2 separate regions of the Homo sapiens genome follow, and region 2 is linked to region 1. A link is a loop called in an ENCODE intact Hi-C map of the cell type or tissue named here. Cell type or tissue: mammary epithelial cell. All regions are shown on one strand. Links, peaks and the distances in the headings refer to the core of each region. The heading gives the core; the rest is flanking DNA. Region 1 overlaps SYTL2 (synaptotagmin like 2). Region 2 overlaps SYTL2 (synaptotagmin like 2).

Evidence for each region. Hi-C counts contacts between places; a loop is a spot of excess contacts. Peaks named below come from ENCODE experiments on the same cell type or tissue, not always from the same donor. Only the 100,000 strongest peaks of a DNase experiment are listed, where the experiment ranks them.
Region 2: it touches region 1 in a loop (2.3-fold over the local background); 4 of 110 quality-filtered maps call a loop at or near these places.

The regions. Positions count from the first base shown.
Region 1 is chr11:85,794,292-85,799,674 of GRCh38, forward strand. All of the region lies in intron 1 of SYTL2 (synaptotagmin like 2), which reads right to left. Among named protein-coding and RNA genes, the nearest start is that of SYTL2, 14 kb to the right of the region's middle. In mammary epithelial cell, for the core only: no CTCF peak of the experiment used is centred there; no DNase peak of the experiment used is centred there.
Region 2 is chr11:85,722,490-85,727,872 of GRCh38, forward strand. It overlaps SYTL2 (synaptotagmin like 2), which reads right to left. Exons shown (of 20, transcript NM_206927.4): 8 at 1,543-5,383. Among named protein-coding and RNA genes, the nearest start is that of CCDC89, 39 kb to the left of the region's middle. In mammary epithelial cell, for the core only: a CTCF peak has its summit at 3,204; DNase peaks (open chromatin) are centred at 782 and 3,612; H3K27ac peaks cover 1,770 bases.

The sequences.
Region 1 (5,383 bases), core at 185-5,184:
CCTCAGCCTCCCAAGTAGCTGAGACTAGAGGCACATGCCATTACATCCAGCTAATTTTTAAATTTTTTTTCTAGAGACAGGTTCTCCCTATGTTTCCAGGGTGTCTCAAACCTCAGGCCTCAAGTGATCCTCACACCTCAGCCTCCCAAAGTGCTGGGATTACAGTCACGAGCCACCACGCCCAGCCAGTTTTAAATTTTAAAGGACAACAGAACAAATAACAAAACCTCCCACTTTCTCAAGGTCACAAAAGAGACTTTCATATCACCAAACTCAAAAGAATCCAGATTCTCAAATGGGCATCACATCTCTCCATGAATTATCCCTTGGTGAGGAAACTTGCATTTATCAAGACTTTTCTACTTGCTTGGGCTTGATTTCTGCTATTTGTCTGGTATTTGAAGGGAGGAAAAAAAATCATTATATTGCTGGGGACGTACAGGAAGTAAGTCTCAAACATGAAATTGAATTTGTATTTCTTTCTGAAAAGAAAAGTTCATTTGAGGTTTATACAGAAGTAAAAGAAAAGCAGAATTTCCAGGAATTGCTCCAGGAATTCATGGAAAGTAGATCCCTTCATCATTTTTTTCTAATAAAGAAAACCAAGAAAAAACAATAAAGAGATGGTCTTTCAAAATGCCTAGCTTCCCATTCCTTTACAATATCACTAAGGAGAGGTTAAGTGGCTGTACTTCGGTCTCCACATTTACATTTCAGAAGTATTGCCCACTGTGTGGCCTTGGGCAAGTTACTTAGCTTCCTCACTGGTAAAATATCTACTTAAAATTGTGTTATAAGGATTACATGCACTTGTATGTATAAAAGACTTAGTCTAGCATGAGTCCATAGTGAACCTTGTATTAGCTGTAATACTTATATTAGCTAATATAAGTATTAGCTGTTATTATTACTACCACCACCGCTAAGTTTATTTTCAGCCCCCCAAATAAAGTCACATCCCCCCAAGGAATAATGCTTGCATTTTATTTTCTGAAATGATGATGGCCTGGCTCCAGGCTCACCATCAGATCTAAAAAAAAACTGAACCCTCTCAGCCAGAGCACACTAATGTGAACTGGGGTCTGGGCTGCTCTGTGATTTGGGCAGCAGAAAAGGCCAGATACTTACGCCCAGTAGCCTGAGTTGCACTCATTTAACAAATGTTAATTGTATCCCTAGTCTGTGCCAGGCAGTGTACCAAAAATTTATTTGTTCATGATCAGCACTTTCACTGTATTTTCTAGAGCCCAAGGCCGTGTTTTTTGTTTTTTACTATAATGTGCTGCTTATGTTAAAAAAAGAAAAAGTTACATAGGAAACATTTTCCAGGATGAAACTAACAAGAATAGTAAAAGCCACTCCAAACCATCTATTTCTATCTTCTTCCTTATATTTCTACAATATAAAAATTTTCACCTTTTTAAATTTGATAAAGCAGATTATTCCCAGATGAGTTTTTGCCAAATATCTGCAAGAAAGGATGACTTCAGGTGAGCTGGCTCTGAAATCAGCAAACTGACAGAGCAGGCCACAACTCCCCTTCCCTCATATCTACCAAACTGCAAATAGTGCTGGGAAGGCTGCCACTCTGGAAATCCCAAAGGACTCAGGAAAGGTGACACACAAGCACAGAGCATACACATAAGCCATCATCACCAGGGGAATCTCCTGCTGTAAAAACTCTGAGTAGGCACCAGAAGCTTAAACTTCTTCATAGAAGAGCCTTAACATTCACTGAGGCTCAGGTTAGATTTAACCACTTACATAAGAACTGATCTAATGATTATTATTTTATGAAGTTGCATCATTGTGTTCAGGCAGCACAGGGAAGAAAAAGAGCACTGACTTGGGAGTCGGGCTTGAGCTTGAATTCCAGGGCTACCCCTTAAAAGCTGTGAGACTCTGGGCAAATATTTAACTTCTCCAAGTCTAATTTTTCTTATCTAGGTTATATGGCATCAAATTTCTACCTTTGAAGATCTTTGTAAGAATTAAAAGGATGATTCACGTTAAACACCCAGCTGATATCTGACACACCATAGAAACTTAACACGATATATGCTCTGACCAACTCTTATTTTGGGGCAGGAAAAATGTCCCAAGAACTCCTCCCCTGATTTAGAGAAATAATGAAAGTGAATCCGAGGCAAATATTGCCCCTCATTTTTCTAAGAGTCTAATTCTGATAAGTGATATTTTTAGGACTCTGACAGTATCTGAGATATTATGAAAAATGCAACCAAACCTTCTCCAATAGCTCTTTGTCACCCAGATCTTACAGTGGGCAATCAAGAAGGCTTCAACTTTCTCCTGCAGAGTACCATGAGCTTTGGAACTGGAGCCCACATCCTCCCAGCTCCTCTGTTCTAGTCTCTTTCTATCCAAATCCCAAATGCAGCTTCTAAAAAGAAAGATCAACTGTTTCCCCACAATCTATACACAGGATGGCACAGAGTGAAAGTAGGCAATTTGCCTCAACTTCTTTTCATTCATTCAGTAATATCTGTCAGGTCTGAGACTTGACTGATATATACTTTTAAATAAACTTAAATATATCAGGAAGCTAAGAGACTTTATAGTTCTTATATTTCCCAGGATCTAGGTTTAAAATCAAAAGGATTGAATTTGGGCTCACGCCTGCAATCCCAGCACCTTAGGAGGCCAAGGCTGGAGGATCGCTTGGGCCCAGGCATTCAAGAGCAGCCTGGGCAACATAGCAATACCCCATCTCTATAAAAAAAAATTTTAAATGATCCAGGTGCAGTGGCATGCACCTGTAGTCCTAGCTACTCAGAAGGCTGAGGCAGGAGGATTGCTCGAGCCCAGGAGGTCAAGGCTGAATAGCTAGGACTACAGGTGTGCAGCTCAAACCGACCATATTACTCTGGGCAAGCTATTCAGTTCTTCTGAATTATAGTTTCCCTAGCTGTGGAAACTAATAATACTTCCTACCTTATAGGATTATTTTAGCATTAAATGATATTGTATGTGAAAACATTTTGAAAACTGTAAAGTTCTATACAAATGTTATATTAGAAAATGTTAGTCTTTTTTGGCCAGGAGCAGTGGCTCACACCTGTAATCCCAGCACTTTGGGAGGCTGAGGTGGGAGGATCCCTTGAGGTCAGGAATTCGAGACCAGCCTGGCCAACATGGTGAAACCCCGTCTCTACTGAAAATACAAAAATTAGCTGGGCATGGTGGCAGGCATCTGTAATCCCAGTTACTTGGGAAGCTGAGGCACAAGAATCATTTGAACCTAGGAGGCAGACATTGCAGTGAGCTGAGATCAGCCACTGTACTCCAGCCTGGGAGACAGAGCGAGACTCCTTCTCAAAAAAAAAAAAAAGAAAAGAAAAAGAAAAAGAAAACATTAGTCTTTATTATTATTGTCCCTTTTGTCAGCTACAGCCTATGTGATCTAATAAAATCTTAAGAAGTCTGTGTTTATACACAGCTTCCCCAGCTGGCCATACCCCACCTGGCCACTCATCTATCTCATACCATACCTTAGTCTATACCCACTGATCTCAAGACCACAAAGTTTTTGTTGTTGTTGTTGTTGTTGTTCTTGCTGCTTGAGAAGGAGTCTCACTCTGTCACCCAGGCTGGAGTGCAGTGGTGCAATGTCGGCTCACTGCAACCTTTACCTCCCAGGTTCAAGAGATTCTCCTGCCTCAGCCTCCCGAGTAGCTGGGATTACAGGTGCACACCACTATGCCAGCTATTTTTTTTTTTTTCATTTTCAATAGAGATGGGGTTTCACCATGTTGGCCAGACTGGTTTCAAACTCCTGACCTCAAGTGATCCACCTGCCTCAGCTTCCCAAAGTGCTGGGATTACAGGCGTGAGCCACTGCACCCAGCCTATACCCACTGATCTCAAGTTCAGTTTTTTTGTCAGCCCTCCCATTCCCTGTTCATTTTCAAACAAACGGATCATCACAGCTTCTGACACTCTCAAAGTTTGAAATTTTAAAGCTTGACACTTATTTCTAAAAGGTGAAATGTGATTTGGTTTACGGAATGACAAGAGAAACCCGTGAAACTTTCTTAAGCACCTTCTTCACATGCCTAAATACATAGCGTCTTGAGAAATGGGCCCTTCTCTTATGTAAAGACCAATAACTTCTCAGAGTCTTTAATATCTTCAGAGTCTTAGCCAAAAACAAACCAAAAATAAAAAACAATTGGCTTCACATATGTGGCATTTCATGGTGCGTTGAAGGGATCTCCAAGTCCAGTCCCAGGTTTGATGATTCACTAGGATAACTCAACAGGACAACATACAGTCATATTCACAGCTATGACTTATTACAGTGAAAAGATACAAAGCAAACTCAACAATGGAAAAAGGTGCGTGGGGTGAAGTCTGCATAAAACTGGGTGGGAGCTCCCACGGGTCTTCTCCAAGAGGAGTCACACTGGACACACAAGTTGTGACAATGCATCTGAAATGTTACCAACCAGACTGTTCATTAGAGATTCAGTGCCCAGAGTTTTTAATGGGGACAAGTCATGTAGGCACCCCTTCCCTGGCATGTACCCAAATTCCAGACTCCCAGAAGAAAAGCAGGTGCTCGGCATAAACCATATTGCTTGCACAAACAGTTTAGGCACAGTGAGCTACTCAATCATTTAGATTTGTGGGAATCCTCCTGAAATCCAAGTTCCCTAATGCCAGCCAAAGGCCAACTTGCAAGCAGGCCTTTCTATGGACAGGCAGTTTCACACCCACTATGTTAATTCTTTTCTGCACACATGAGAATAAAAAGCCAAATATCTAATTAATTGATAACTGCCCATTGACCACTAAATTCTTAAAGCCCATCAATGTACTAAAAACCTTAAAAAGACAGGGAACATAACTTAGCACTTCAAAATATATTCATTTAACACACTTGTACTATCTCAGCCTTCTGGGCTTTGGGCATTAAGGAAATAGTAAGTCCCTTTAGTCCCAGCGCTCTAAGAACTTTTGGAACAAAAGGGAAGATAAGATGAGGACATAAAGAATGATAACACACAGTGGTATGTGATGATGGCCATAAAAGAGGTATAAGCCGAACACTAAACCAGTTAGAGGAGGGAAAGAAAACTTCCTGCCATGATGAACCAGGAAGATTTCAGGAAGAATTAGCATAGAGCTGCAGTTTTAAGAACAGCTAGGATTTCAGAGTTAGAAACAGGGTTAGGAAGAGCTCAACAAAAGGGACTAAAAGTCCATAAAAAGCATCCAATCTCCTTAATAACATGTACTACACTCTTCATGATCAGCCCACTACCTACTTCACTGGCCTCAGCTCCTGCCAGCCTTACCTTGAACATGAAACCATGCTTGCCATGCTATTTCCCAGCCTTTTGACCTTCTGATTCTTATTCAC
Region 2 (5,383 bases), core at 384-5,383, 72 kb before region 1:
GCTGCCTTTTTAGATAGGCTTTTTACTATTCAGTCAGTTATGCTGGGATACACATTAGATGATAGTCTCTAACATAATTGCAAATTTGCAAGCGCTCCTTCTCCTGTGGGTCAGTTTACACTAGCAACTCATGGGCAGTTTAGTAAGAGCCTACCTCAACAAGTTTAACATGCTGGCTTTATTCTTGCCATTACATTAATTAATTATTAATTAATTAAATTTATTTACTTTAGAGATTAAATAAATTTAGAGATTTAATTAGAGATTTATAAATAAATATGTATGGTTTTAGAGATTGATATTTCAATTTCTTTCTTTTTTTTATTAACAACAAAATTTTTTAGAGGGGCTTCAACTTAACTGAATAGGATTAAAGGTGGATTCTTTGGTCAGTGTTCAAGAAGAGACCCTATAGCTACTTACAAAGGAGTCCACACCTCAAAGTAAGCCACTCAGTAAAGCTTATCTATTTTCACTGGAACGAAAAGGAGCTAAACAAATGACAAATTCTACTAAACTACAAGGAAGGCAATCAGCATCAGTTGTGCAACTTTGGTTAAAATGTCCCAGCCAAAAAACATTCTCTATCATTTCATCATTTTAATCAGGTAGCTTCTCATTCCTATTTGCTCTGGGGTTTCTCTGCTAAAATGTCCACATGTTGATTAAATAGCAAACTGAGACAAGCCCTACATTTTACAGCCTGGCCGCCAAAACCAACGCCCCCACGTTCATGTAGATGAATGTGGAGATCGACTCAGGTCATCAACTTAGCCAAGGCTGGAGCCAGAGAAATGTACCTGGCCAGGCAATGCCCTTAGGTGGCATCAGGTGAGTCATCTGGCCAAAGTCATACTCTAGAAAGGGAAGATTGTGCATATAATTGAAAATGAGAGGGAGAAAGTGGCAACAAAACACCACAGCACAAGGTATCTGAGGGAAGGAAAGTTCCGGCCTTGTATTTTGTCCCTAGCATTTAGCCACCACTGTGGTAAGATATTGCTCCCGAATGGGAAATTTGTGTCCATCTGTGGCACATCTTTGCGACAAATCTTACCAGACTTCTATAAAGGTTGCCAATTAAGGAAGAAATTCTAAATATTTCCAGGAGGAAAACTAGCTTAAATGTATTAAAGGTACTTTCCAAACCCAAAAAGTCATTTAAAAAGTATTTTTTGAAACCTAAAAGTTCTATAGGTAGATTAAAGAGAAGTCAACTCAGACTCTGAAACAGCCTTATAGGAAAGCTGTTTTACGTAATGCATTTGATTAAAAAATATAAATAATTTTTTTAATTAAGAAAGTCTCAGGAACACAGAAGTGGTAAGAAGAATTTAACATCATTTAAGAATTATGTAATGCATTTGATTAAAAAATATAAATAATTTTTTTAATTAAGAAAGTCTCAGGAACACAGAAGTGGTAAGAAGAATTTAACATCATTTAAGAATATCAAATTAATCCCAATTAAAAAAAATCATCCTTTACATCAGCATTCCATAAAGCAGACTCACTGTGAGTTAAAAAATTTTAAATGCTCACTGGAAGGATTTCTCCAGCTCTCTGCATTAGAACTGGTGTTTCCATCTGAAAAATCAGACTCAGAGAAACCTTCTTTTTCTTCCTCTTTCTCTTGTTTCATATATGGCGATGCTAGAGTCAATTCAACTTTACTTGTTTTTGTAGAGTTTTCTTTGTTCATCAGGAGAGGAATGGGTTGCCTATTTCTGGACACACTAATTGCTTCAGAAGCCTCTCCAAAGCCAGGTTCCTGAAGAGTCCCTTGTCCCCCTGCAACCCCACTTTCACTGTCCCTGTCCTCTGGGGGGGTTACAGTTTTAATGGTCCCTATTTCATGAGCCACATAAAGTTGTGGGGTTCTAGGGATCTCAACTCCACTTCTGGAACCACAAAAATCTACCAATAAATCAGTCACAAGTGCGTCTCCTCCCAACATTTTATCACATTGGTTGACTTGAGATTCCAAACCATTACTTTTATCCTTCATTTCAGAGGTCTGTGAGGCTGCCCTGTAAAAATGGGGCACTGTCCCCAAGAACCTGGTCTGCTCTGACTGTGAGGACTCCTTCTCGTGAGTTTCTTCTCTCACTGACACCTGGGGCTGATAAGGAGGAGCTTCAGTTATTTCTTTAAGAAGTTTCTCAAAACCAGCATCAAAAGCACTCTCAGTTATTAACGGAGCCTCGGCCTTTTCTACTGTTTCTTTTAATTCCTCAGGATGGCATTCAGAAGTGGCTCGCCTGGGCTCCTCTGTACTACCTATTAACTTTGATGGAGAAAGATTCCCTGTATCACTTTCATATTTTGAGGGGAAGGTTTCAGTTTCTTCCTTCAGTAGTTTTTCTAAGCCAGCACTGAATTCGAGGAACTCTGATTTGGGTTGAACAATTGTTTCCCTCACAATTTCTTCCACTTCCTGAGGGAGGCCTTTGCCATATTGAGCAACAATGGAAGCAAATGAGCTAAGCGTCTGGTCTGATGGAGACATTTGGGCAGCTAAATAAGATCCAACTTCATGAGTTTTATCAGGAACTACATTGGAGGAATAAAAATCCTTCCTGTCTGGAACTATGGTGTCCATCGTAGCCCATGGTGATATCACTCCTGGAGGATTTAGGGGGCTACATACTGGCTGTACTGCTTCAGGAAATTCTGGGTTCACTTCTCCAGGACCTACTTCCCTTCCAGCTGGATAACTTAACCATACTTCTCCACACAGCTTCTGTAATGCAGCACTTACATCATTCAATACAGGTCTGGGTGGAAGAATGACTTTCTCTACAGTCTCCGAAATTTCCGTTTGAGAAGGGTGTACCCTAGCCTGGGGAACAAGATGAGCATCCTGGGGAAAAAGCATATCTTGGGGAGGGCTGGCCACATCCCCAAAAGAACCCTTTCTGGAAAGCTGGGAAGTTGGATCCAATGGATGAGAATCTTCTGCAGCCATCTGAATCAAATTCTGTGTGCTTAGCTGGCACTCACCACTTTCAGCTTTCTTGAGGAGAGCTGTATTTCCAAAAGTTTCATCTCTCACTGGAAAAGGAGCTAGTATTTCTCTCTTATCAGCTGAAGTATTGTGACTCTGTTCTATCCCTTTTCCAAAAAATCTCCCCTCTTCCAGCTTAGAGTTGGTTCCAGTGATAACAGGCGCCAACTTGGCTTGCAAGGGAGAGGGTGAAGTTCCAGTTGCTTCCTTCAGGAGTTTGTCTAGACTAGCAGTCAAAGAGTTCCGTTTAACCTTTGGATGAACTACTGTTTTGTCAACATGCTCATTAATGATCTTCTCAGGTCCTTTGACTTCTTCCTCAGTATCAGCAAAATCTGTTTTTTGAGGCCATGTCCTATTTTCAGAAACACTTGGTTCAAGCACTTGTTTTCCATGAACTTTTCCACCAGAGGGTTGAATTGCTGGTGTTGAGGTTTCTGAAAGCAGTTTCTGCAAGCTGTCATTAAAAGTGTCTTTGCAGTCTTTAGACAAAACATTGGTTTTTATTATGGATTCTTGAATCTCTTGTTCTGAGTAATCCTTTTCTTCCTTAAACACTGGAGTAACAATCCCTTCCGTATTCTTTTCCACATTTTCCTTTGATGACTCATTTCCTGGCAACTGATAAGTATACTTTCTAAGTGGACTCAAAGGAAATGTGATTTCATCTGGTAGCACCTGGAGTATGCCCTTTGAATTTAATTTCTCCATTTCCTCTCTTGCCATAACTTTTTTTGGGCTTAGAAGCACCTCTGCTTCATGGGTATTTTTACCTGATAATTTAATGTCGCTGAATTCCTTGTGTTTCTGCCTATTAAAAGGTGCAGAATTTTTTTGGCTTGTGGTGGTAATATTCTTGTCATTATCCTTACTGTTTGAATTAGCTTCTAAGTCCCAAAACTTTCTCAAATTCTCAAACTGAGAGGGATTATAGACCTGTTCTGCATTGGGTTCATCCATTCTTTCTTTTAGGGACATAACTTTAAAGTTGGCATTTGATTCACGAACTAGAGGTCTGTCTTTCTCCAATGGAGCATGTCGTTCACTCCCGACATTTGAGGGAGGTTGCAGTGCTGGTAAAGTAATGTTTCTTCTAGAAGGCAAACTGTCTGCCACTTGTGATCTTTTTATAGGCTCATTTTTCTTATTCTGAAACAGAGACACTTTATCTGATTGCTCAGCTGAAAGATAGTATCTGGATGGACCTGCTATTTGTGGCTTGGTCTCTTTAGATTTATTTGAGGAATAAGAATTGGAGAGCTGGGATGCTTGATCATCCTCATCTAAGACCACTCGTTTGGGAATGGCCTGATTATATTCACTCTGGTCTGTAGATAAACTGTCCATGGATGATACACCCTGTGACTTCTTCACAGGCTGATATGCTTTAGCAGAAGGTTGTTCCTGGCTACATGAAGATGTGGGTTTTTCATGAGTTATCTTAGCACCAGCTTTCTCTCCTTCCCAAAAGGATATTCTGTCACTCACTCTTTTGTATTTCTCTCTCTGCACTTGGTTCTTGGGAACCTCACCAGCTTCTTGCTGGAATTGGACCTCAGGCTTCTTCCAAGGAGAGCCATTGTTGGCAACCCCAGGTGTTGACTTAATATTCTCTGGCTCTAAGGAGGCTTTCAGGATATAGGTATTTCCTACTTTGCTCTTTCTCTCTGCATTCATGTTATCTTTCAAACCTGGTTCTTTGACAACTGTTGAAGAGTCAAAATTCACTTCTGAGTGTCCTCTATTTTCTTCATGAGCATGAAACTTGGGTTCTTCTTCACCCAAGTTGCCAATATTATTAGTGTTGCATGGAACTTGGTTTTCTGCATCAGATTCCTTGAGAACACTGTAGGAATAGTTACTATTTGAAGGAGATGCCCCATTCCCTTTTCCTGGGCTTTTTGAATCTTGGCTATAGTCCATATTTTTACTCCCTTGACTTGGGGTGCCATAGCTTTCAAATGGTTGCAATATACCTGGGCCTTCCTTTGGGGTGCCTTTTTGGGACAAATTCATGAATTTGGATTTGATATTCACATTATTATCTTGGCAACTTTCAGAAACCAGCATATCTCCCTCTGCTTGGAATGGTGAGTCAGATCTCACAGGCTTCAATTCAATTTTGCTGGGTGATAGGGTCTTTGAGCCATTTTCTCTTAAAGTAGTGTCATCTGTCACCAAGTCAACAGCAACCTGTGATTTTGAGTCTGTTTTTTCTTTGGACTCTATTCCTCGGGGATGTTGGAGGAATGACTTATTGTCATCTGAATAAGAACTTCGGTTAAACCAGTCTAGAACTTTAAATATGGAATCATCAGTTGACTTCTTTATCTCAGTGGCATATGGACCAGAACGTGAAGATGTCTTAGCTTTTAG